3 separate regions of the Homo sapiens genome follow, and regions 1 and 2 are each linked to region 3. Evidence: chromatin contacts called from ENCODE Hi-C or POLR2A ChIA-PET data. All regions are on one chromosome and are shown on one strand. The core of a region is the stretch at or near the end of the contact, and the rest is flanking DNA. Distances in the headings are between cores, read along the strand shown. Region 1 holds the start of MSH2 (mutS homolog 2). Region 2 holds the start of MCFD2 (multiple coagulation factor deficiency 2, ER cargo receptor complex subunit). Region 3 holds the start of PRKCE (protein kinase C epsilon).

Region 1 (3,040 bases), core at 319-2,818, 1.8 Mb after region 3:
GATCCTGAGCTCCTTCAGGTGTTTGATAACATTTTATTTATTTTTTGAGACAGAGTCTCGCTCTGTCACCGAGGCTGGAGTGTAGTGGCGCGATCTTCGCTCACTGCCCCCTCCACCTCCCAGGTTCAAGAGATTCTCCTGCCTCAGCCTCTCGAGTAGCTGTGATTACAGGCGCCCACCACTATGCCCGGTAATTTTTGTATTTTTAGTAGAGACGGGGTTTCGCCATGTTGGCCAGGCTGGTCTCAAACTCCGGACCTCAGGTGATCCACCCGCGTTGGCCTCCCAATACGCTGGGATTACAGGCGTGAGCCACTGCGCCTGGCTGTTTGCTAACATTTTAAAATTTCAACCTTCCTCTTCCTTAACTGGTCTTCCCCTACCCCCCCTCAAGACGGGGTCTCTCGCTCTGTCGCCCCAGCTGCGGTGCAGTGGCGTGAACATAGCTGACGGCAGAAGACCTCCTGGGCTCAAACGATCCTCCTGGCTCGTGCTCCCAAAGTACTGGGATTATGGCGTGTGACACCACGCCTGGCGTCAAACGTTTGTCTTTTTATTTATTTTATTTTGTATTTTTTGAGACAGGGTTTTCAATCTGTCGCCCACGCTGGAGTGCAGTGGCACAATTTACGGCTCACCGCAGCCTCGACCTCCCGGGCTCAGGTGATCCTTTCGCCTCAGCCCTGCTAATATCTGGGATCACAGACGTGGGTTTTACCATGTTGCCCAGGATGGTGTCAATCTCCTGGGCTCAAGTGATCCGCCCACCTCGGCCTCCCAAATTGCTGGGATTACAGGCGTGAGCTACCGCGCCCTGCCACAAACGCATATCTTCTAACGTACCATTTCATTTACTTGCTATATTCATTATCTGAATTTTCTCATATTAGAATGTAAGCAGAATAAAGGCAGTGATTTTTCTTTTTACTGGCGATCCTCAGAGCCAAGAAGAGTCTGGGACATAGCAGGCCATATAAATGTTTTCGAATGAGTGAATCATCAACGAGTGGATGAAACGATAATGTGGCTAACAGGCAGCAGTAAGGAGGCTGTGTAGAATAAACCCGTAATCCCGATGTTGGCAGTTTGCTTAGAAAGAAAAAGGGAGGCAGTCGGAGAGGGGCACACGTTTTAACAAAATACTGGGAGGAGGAGGAAGGCTAGTTTTTTTTTTGTTTTCAAGTTTCCTTCTGATGTTACTCCCATGCTTCCGGGCACATTACGAGCTCAGTGCCTGCCGGAAATCTCCCACCTGGTGGCAACCTACCCTTGCATACACCCCACCCAGGGGCTTCAAGCCTTGCAGCTGAGTAAACACAGAAAGGAGCTCTACTAAGGATGCGCGTCTGCGGGTTTCCGCGCGACCTAGGCGCAGGCATGCGCAGTAGCTAAAGTCACCAGCGTGCGCGGGAAGCTGGGCCGCGTCTGCTTATGATTGGTTGCCGCGGCAGACTCCCACCCACCGAAACGCAGCCCTGGAAGCTGATTGGGTGTGGTCGCCGTGGCCGGACGCCGCTCGGGGGACGTGGGAGGGGAGGCGGGAAACAGCTTAGTGGGTGTGGGGTCGCGCATTTTCTTCAACCAGGAGGTGAGGAGGTTTCGACATGGCGGTGCAGCCGAAGGAGACGCTGCAGTTGGAGAGCGCGGCCGAGGTCGGCTTCGTGCGCTTCTTTCAGGGCATGCCGGAGAAGCCGACCACCACAGTGCGCCTTTTCGACCGGGGCGACTTCTATACGGCGCACGGCGAGGACGCGCTGCTGGCCGCCCGGGAGGTGTTCAAGACCCAGGGGGTGATCAAGTACATGGGGCCGGCAGGTGAGGGCCGGGACGGCGCGTGCTGGGGAGGGACCCGGGGCCTTGTGGCGCGGCTCCTTTCCCGCCTCAGAGAGTGGGCGGTGAGCAGCCTCTCCAGTGCGGAGGCACGGGGGCGGAACGTTGGTGCTTGTGCGGATTCCGCCGTCCCCAGGTTCTGCTTGGCTCCGGAGGGACGCCCCCCTCAGCCCTGAAACCCGTGCCTCTCCAGCCGCCCCGGATCTGAACTTGTGATCACGGAGTGTTTACGTCGTGCCAGGCATTTTAATGCATTGTTCTAGTTCATTTTCCAGCAGTCGCATTCCTCGCCTTGGCCCTACATGTAGCGCTCATTACAAACACGGCCAGAATCTCTTATTAACAAACAGCAGCCAGGAGTGAGATTTAAAATAGACTGGGGGTTTAGGAGACCCTTTTATGACACGTAATTCTGCTCCCACGACGCTCCCATTTATACCGCCGGTCCAGCTAAGGGTCTGGTAATGGAGCGCCGTTGAAGAGCAGTATGATGAAGTGGTCAGGACCAACGGACTCTGGAGCTGGGCTGCTTGGGATCAAGTCGCTGCCCCTCTGCTTATTAACGTGTGACCTTGGGCCAGTCATGGACGCTATCTGCTTCAGCTCAGCATTCAGTGCTCTCCGTCACCCGACCCCATCTATCCAGGATTATCTCTCCCTGGAAAGCTACAAACGTCTCACCCTATGTGGGCCAAATGTTCTGGATAGGCCTAGTTAACCTCTTCTCTCCCTGTTTTCTTTGCGCTTTCTTGCAGCTATGTAGTTATGCTAATGAAAAGAGCATCCTAGGGGGAGCAGAGTTGTGGATTCTAGTCCTGACTAGAGGACTAGTGCAAATGCGATACTCCTGATGAAAAATGTTTCATTCGTTAGATATAAATGTGTTAGGCAGGGTTATGGACACTAGATGAAAAAAGAAATACCTCTACTTTCATAGAGATCACTATTGGACAGCAAGGCAGAAATAATTACAATTCAAGTTGGAGGCTTATGGAGGTGAGCTTGTAAGAGGTTACAAGAGGCGCCAAGGCAGGATCGCCAAAGACGGAAGACTTTGGAAGAGTCTCATACAACGGAAGAGGCGTTATATGAGACACCAAAGTCCACGTTGAGTCTTGGTGGACTAGAAGTTTGCTAGGGAGAGGGCTTGAAACGAGGTAGATTGGCGTTGCTGGTGTAGAAAAGGAAGGAGACTGGCCCAGGTGGGTGG
Region 2 (2,892 bases), core at 321-2,820, 1.3 Mb after region 3:
CATCAGTCCTATCAGCACTAAGTTTGGGGCCAGCCTTCCTGCCAGCAGCTAGTAGCAGCTTCTCCCTCAAGGGGCCCTTGGTTAAGAATTCAAACCCAAAGCAGCCAAACTCACCAACATCCAGACATCCTGTACCCACAGCCAATGCCAAAGAAAAACTGACCAGTACTTTGTCACTTACCCCTGTCATGGTCCTGGAATGAAGGCAAGAAAATAACCAACTTCCTAAGCTAAAGAAACCTCTACACGGACTGAGGGTTGAGAATTGGTTCTGAAAAAGCAGGCATTTAATATTAATAACTTGATCTATTTGTTCATCTAGGGAGCCCAAGGAGCACCCATGCTGCATTTATACATTTAATGACCGTACTAACAGCACAAGGTACTGAAGATAGTACTATGACCTCGACAAACTCCTCTCACACAGATTACAACCTGGTAGAAAAGAGAGACCGGCAGGCAGACACCCATGGGGTACCACGAAATCCCCAACTGACACCTGAAATAACACATAAAGGATAAGAAGGATTATTTCAACCAAAGGACAGTGCCTCAGACATAGCGAACATACTGAAGGAACATGTAAGCCCAGAAGGAACTTGTTCTGATCTAAGAACCAAAAAAGATTCAGTATGGTTGAAGACACAGTACAGTCGAGACAAATGAATCTAAAGTTAAAGGAAGACAGGTCATGAAGGGCTTTGCAAGCCCCGTTCAAGAGCTTGGAAGAGCAATGAGAATCCACCAAAGGGTGATAAGGGAATGGGGGGACGCTTCTGGTCACATGATCAGATTTCTGTTTTAAGACCATGGCTGTAGCCTCTCTGTATAGAACAAACTACAGAGGATGAAGAAGAGATGCAGGGATCATCAGGAAGACACCGAGGTAGTCCAGAGAAGAAAAGGTGGCCTGAACTAGGTAGGGCAGGGGGATGGGACTGGAGAATGAACGTATCCAAGACAACTTTGCAAGGGATTCGATGTGGGTGGGTAAAGGAGTGAAGCAAGTGAGAATGATGCCCAATTCTGGCTTGGGCACCCGGGTGGATGGCCATGCCCAGAGAGGGAATACAACAGGAGATCAGCTTCCCCCGCCGGGCCCGACAGGACCTGTGGTCTCCCCGAGAGAGGGAACAAGGAGCAGAGGGAGAGTAAGGCTTCCGGCCCGCTGCTTTTGGGCCGGGCCAGGAGCAGTGTCCACCCGACACAGCTGGTCCCACAGGCCGATCCTCGGGCCCCTAGGGACCAGGGAAGGGGGCGGAGATCTGCCCAGTCGGCCCCGTCTGGCTCCAGAGCCCCCGGTGGGGCACAGGCTTCCGCCCCGGGAGACAGGCCGTGCTCCTAGCCGGTTAAGCGTCCCGAGACGGCCTGGGGGCCCAGCCCGCGCCCCCAGACTACTCCTGCCTCTCATCTTGAGCCCAAGCCTCCAGCCCACAGGAGAGGCGCCGGGATCCCGCCCGCTGCGGAGAGTGCGCTAGTTCACTCACCCTTACGGTCTCCGAAGCAGACGCGAAGCCCTCCAACGTGAGCCTCACCAGCCCCCGTCCCCAAAACGCTCTTCCTCGGCTTCGCCCCGCCCCCCCCCCCCCCCCGACCTGCCCTGCGCACGCGCGCTCCCTGCCGCCCGCCCATTGGCGCCGCCGGGCCCCTCCCGCTGGCGGCGGCGGGCTGTGAGGACGGCTCGCGTGAGTCCACGTGTAATCGGCCCGGGCCCAGCACTGGCGGGACTGACGCAGTTCTTCTACCTGCTTTCCCAAGGGCGACACTCGGCTCCACTCCAGTTGGGCCGCTGGACGCCCTAGGGGCCCGGCAGTTGCTAGGCAACGCCGGAAGCCCTCAGGAACGTAGTTCCACGGGCGACGTAGGATGGCGGATCCGGATGGGGCGGACCCCAAAGCTGGCTCCCAACTCCGCTCACCCCCTCCTATACAGGGCTCTTGGTTCAGGTCTCTTGGTTCGTCCTGCTGCAAGTTGGGAAGAAAGATAATAGGAATGCTAATTCCTTCTTGATGAAACGACCACAACACGCTGGAGCCGGCCTTGGACCCTACGTTTCAAGATTGGCCTGCTTCCAGCGTCTGCCAGCTCCACTGCACAAGCTGCGGCAGCCGCTGTCCCCGTTCGCTTCCACGGGAGTCCCAGCAAGACTATGCGACCCAGTTCAAATACCATCTTCCATGTACCGTTCGTGAAATCAGCAGCTTTTGACATTCAAGAGAGGACAGATTACTTAAAAACAGACTCATGAACAAATAGGGAAACGAATACATCATCCCTGTATCGAATTCATCCCTGTATAATCCTGCCCTTACACCTGTGCTCCTATACAAGATTAACATTCAGTAAGTATCCATTGACCTGATGGATAAATGAGTGTAGGACGGTCGTTTTGTTTTTTTGTTTTGTTTTGTTTTGTTTTGAGACGGAGTCTCGCTCTGTCCCAGGCTGGAGTGCAGTGGTGGGATCTCGGCTCACTGCAACCTCCGCCTCCCAGGTTCAAGCTCTTCTCCTACCTCAGCCTCCCGAGTAGCTGGGATTACAGGCGCGTGCCACCTTGCCCGGCTAATTTTTGTATTTTTAGTAGAGACGGGGTTTCACCGTGTTGGCCAGGCTGGTCTCTAACTGCTGACCTCTTGATCCTCCCGCCTCAGCCTCCCAAAGTGCTGGGATTACAGGCGTGAGCCACCACTCCCGGCAGGACGGTCGTTTTTTTTAAAGCCCTTCTCCCATTTCTGTCCATAAAGGTACATAATCGTTTTTCAAATGAGCCTGGGTCCGGACAGGAAAGACAAAGAAAGTGGCTAAGTAGTTAGATGCCTTGAAAGTTGCCTAACGCCACTGCCATTGACGGTCTCATTCCTTTTCCCACCTTCATCTGAGATTGAAATCTGC
Region 3 (2,890 bases), core at 253-2,752:
GCCGGCCCGGTCCCGGCTCCCAGCCGAGGAAATTTTTCCCCAGCAGCCCAGGGCTCTCCTCACGTGACCAGCCGCGGCGGTAGCTTCCAGCGAGAGTTTAAAGGTTACGGAGGAAATTAGCAAGGACACAGCCACTCGCCCCCCGGAGGGCGCGCCCCATTTTCCCGCAGCCCGGACGGCGGCTGTCAGCGCGCTGATCAGTGCCGAAGTCCCCCAAAGGGGCACCGATAAGGACCAGCGCAAACAGGAACAGTCACTTTGCAAAAAATAAGCAGACCACAAACCAAGCCGGGGCTCTACCGAGCTTTCACTTGTCAACAAGTTCTCGCAGCCTGCGAAGTCCAGGACAGATCCCAAAGGGGAGAATGTCCCCAAAGAAAGGCAAGAGAGAAGAACAGAGTTTAAAACTTCACCCGAGCCATGCTTGTCCCTCCCCCTTCCCCCTCCCCCACCGCCGTGGATCACAGCGTCCCGGGACAGAGTGACAGATGGGCCAGAACTCCGCAGACTGCTCCTGCCCGCCGCGGCCCGAGTGGGGGTGGGCAAGGGAAGGGTCCCGAGGCCTCTAGGGCAACAGGGCCCCCTCCACTCCCCCATCCCCGGCTCTAAAAGACAGTGTTGGCCGCAGGGTCCCCGAGAGATACGCGGCCCGGCGGGGCCCATCCATGGCCATCCACGGCCCCCGGCACGCGCATCCAGCCCAGCGCCGCCGCACCCCGGGGTCCCGCGCGGGGTCCCCGCCCCCCGGCTGACCCGCCCGCCGCTGCGACCCCGGGCAGCCTCGCCAGCTCTCCACCGTTGTCTCCTCGGCTCACTTTTTCCGTATTGCTCCCCCAACCGGCAAAACTTTCTATTTCCCCAAACACTGCCGTGCGCGCGCGCGCGTGCACACACACACACTCACACACACACACTCACACACACTGACGTCTTTTGCGCATTTCCTGCATTAGAGGGAGGGAGACTCGCTCGCACACCGACAGAGGGAGAGGAGACCGCGGGGGAGCGCGGGCTGGCGGGCGGCGAGCGAGCGGCAGCCGAGAGCGGGGACGCGGGGAGCGCGGAGGGCGGGCGCCGGCGCCCAGGAGGTGGGGCCGCGCTGAGTCGCAGTCCCTGCCCCGCCGCCGCGCTGCGCACCGCCCGGTGCTGGCCTGCGCCCCCGAGCCGGATCGGCGGCCGCCCGGACTCCGAGCCCGCGCGGATGTGAGATTCCGGGCTCCTGGCGCCTCCCGATCGCCGGCTCCGGCGCGGCGCTGCTTCGCCCAGGAGGCGGCGGCCCCGGCTGGCCGTGGGGCTTGTGGATTTTTAAAAATTTGGCTCCGAGGAGGACCATTTCCTCTCGACATGCATCCCTCCGGATAGACTGAACATCCCTCCGTTCACCCCCCCGCCCCGCGCGGTCAGAGGCAGGCGCTGAGTGTGCGAAGAGGATCCGGGTTGAAATCTGCGCCCCCGGTTCTCGTCCCCGCCCCGTCCCACCGCCCCATCCCCCTCCCGGAGTCGAAATTTCCCGGGATTATGTTTCGGAAAGGTAGGTAAGCGCCGGGCGCGGCGCCCGCTTTCCCGCAGTCCGGAGCCGGAGAGCCAGCGAGGCGGCGAGGCAGCCCCCGCGGCTTGCAGCGGAGCCGACAGCTCGTCTTCTCTTCTGGAGGTGCAGCTGGTGGTCGGGGGGAGAGACTTGCTCCAAACACGGACATCCCCCAGCTCTCCCCCCTCCCTGTTTTCCGTTAGGAACCCGGCGAGGAAATACATGCACTGGCTGAGAATCGCCCGCGCCAGGGCGCAACGCCACAAGGTGTAGGGAGTGTGCGGGGTGGGGCGAAAGGGGACCCAAGAGTCCCTGTGGCTCGGAGTGCCGGGCCGTCGGTTCTTCATTCCTGCCCTCGGGGCAGACGGAGTGACCCCGGCCCCCACTCCCCGCCCCGACCATGGTAGTGTTCAATGGCCTTCTTAAGATCAAAATCTGCGAGGCCGTGAGCTTGAAGCCCACAGCCTGGTCGCTGCGCCATGCGGTGGGACCCCGGCCGCAGACTTTCCTTCTCGACCCCTACATTGCCCTCAATGTGGACGACTCGCGCATCGGCCAAACGGCCACCAAGCAGAAGACCAACAGCCCGGCCTGGCACGACGAGTTCGTCACCGATGTGTGCAACGGACGCAAGATCGAGCTGGCTGTCTTTCACGATGCCCCCATAGGCTACGACGACTTCGTGGCCAACTGCACCATCCAGTTTGAGGAGCTGCTGCAGAACGGGAGCCGCCACTTCGAGGACTGGGTGAGTGCGGCGCCTCCCCGTCATTCCGGGAACCCGGTTGTGGGGTCCCGGGGAAAGACTCGCTGGTCTTGATCGTAGGGCTCCGGGACTTATTGACGACTGGGGTGTGTGTGCCTGTAAGTCTCAGTTTCCTTGGGGAGGTACACTTCACTTCATAGTTGGGGAGAAACAGGCATTGGCGAGGAAGATGAGACTTGGAAAGAGGATGTGGCCCTCTGCTCCCTCTGTGCCCTCCAGTTGGTGGGTGCTGCGGGAGGTTTGCAAACTGGGAGAGCCTGGGCCACTGGTGCTGAAGGTTGGCCGAGGACCCGGCTTTCTTCCGCAGGCGCGTGGTGGGCTGGCTGTGTGTGATTGTGTGTGGGTGGGTCCCTCCGTCCTTGGAAAGGCACGTGGAGCCTTTGACTGAAGGCTTCTTGCACGTCCTGGCTTTGTCCTGCTTAGCCGAGCGAGGAGTTGCTTTATTTTTCCCTCCGAGAGGAAGCTGGCTTGTTTCTATTCTCTTGCATGGTGGTTAGCTCATCTTCTGACATACAAGTAGAAAAAATGTGTTCTCCTCCAGGATGTCTCCTCTATGGTCCCAGAAACATCAGTCGAGCTTGTTTTGTCCAATTCAT

Evidence for each region. A loop is a pair of places that touch in the nucleus more often than their neighbours do. ChIA-PET counts read pairs that join two places held with the same protein, here RNA polymerase II (POLR2A). Pooled maps may share reads with other maps.
Region 1: a loop to region 3 is called in a map of naive thymus-derived CD4-positive, alpha-beta T cell, with 17 times the contacts of the local background. The contact joins the promoter of MSH2 here to the promoter of PRKCE in region 3. A Hi-C loop is called at or near these places in 1 of 168 maps with a recorded cell type or tissue (naive thymus-derived CD4-positive, alpha-beta T cell) and 5 of 50 pooled maps. POLR2A ChIA-PET finds 5 or more read pairs at or near these places in 1 of 52 experiments (T-cell).
Region 2: a loop to region 3 is called in a map of CD8-positive, alpha-beta T cell, with 10 times the contacts of the local background. The contact joins the promoter of MCFD2 here to the promoter of PRKCE in region 3. A Hi-C loop is called at or near these places in 3 of 168 maps with a recorded cell type or tissue (CD4-positive, alpha-beta T cell, CD8-positive, alpha-beta T cell and naive thymus-derived CD4-positive, alpha-beta T cell) and 8 of 50 pooled maps.

What each region holds. Positions count from the first base shown.
Region 1 is chr2:47,401,588-47,404,627 of GRCh38, forward strand. MSH2 (mutS homolog 2) reads left to right here and starts at 1,569. Exons shown (of 16, transcript NM_000251.3): 1 at 1,569-1,815. The coding sequence starts at 1,605. RefSeq lists enhancers at 1,256-1,305, 1,310-2,020, 2,021-2,729, 2,096-2,155.
Region 2 is chr2:46,914,236-46,917,127 of GRCh38, forward strand. It overlaps MCFD2 (multiple coagulation factor deficiency 2, ER cargo receptor complex subunit), which reads right to left and starts at 1,571. Exons shown (of 4, transcript NM_139279.6): 1 at 1,488-1,571. It also overlaps a transcript of TTC7A not described here. RefSeq lists a silencer at 1,558-1,637 and an enhancer at 1,641-2,615.
Region 3 is chr2:45,650,173-45,653,062 of GRCh38, forward strand. It overlaps PRKCE (protein kinase C epsilon), which reads left to right and starts at 1,503. Exons shown (of 15, transcript NM_005400.3): 1 at 1,503-2,276. The coding sequence starts at 1,929. It overlaps LOC102724965 (a long non-coding RNA gene), which reads right to left and starts at 1,043. Exons shown (of 2, transcript XR_005647119.2): 1 at 1-1,043. RefSeq lists silencers at 1-32, 663-762, 933-1,402 and enhancers at 778-1,072, 1,561-2,181.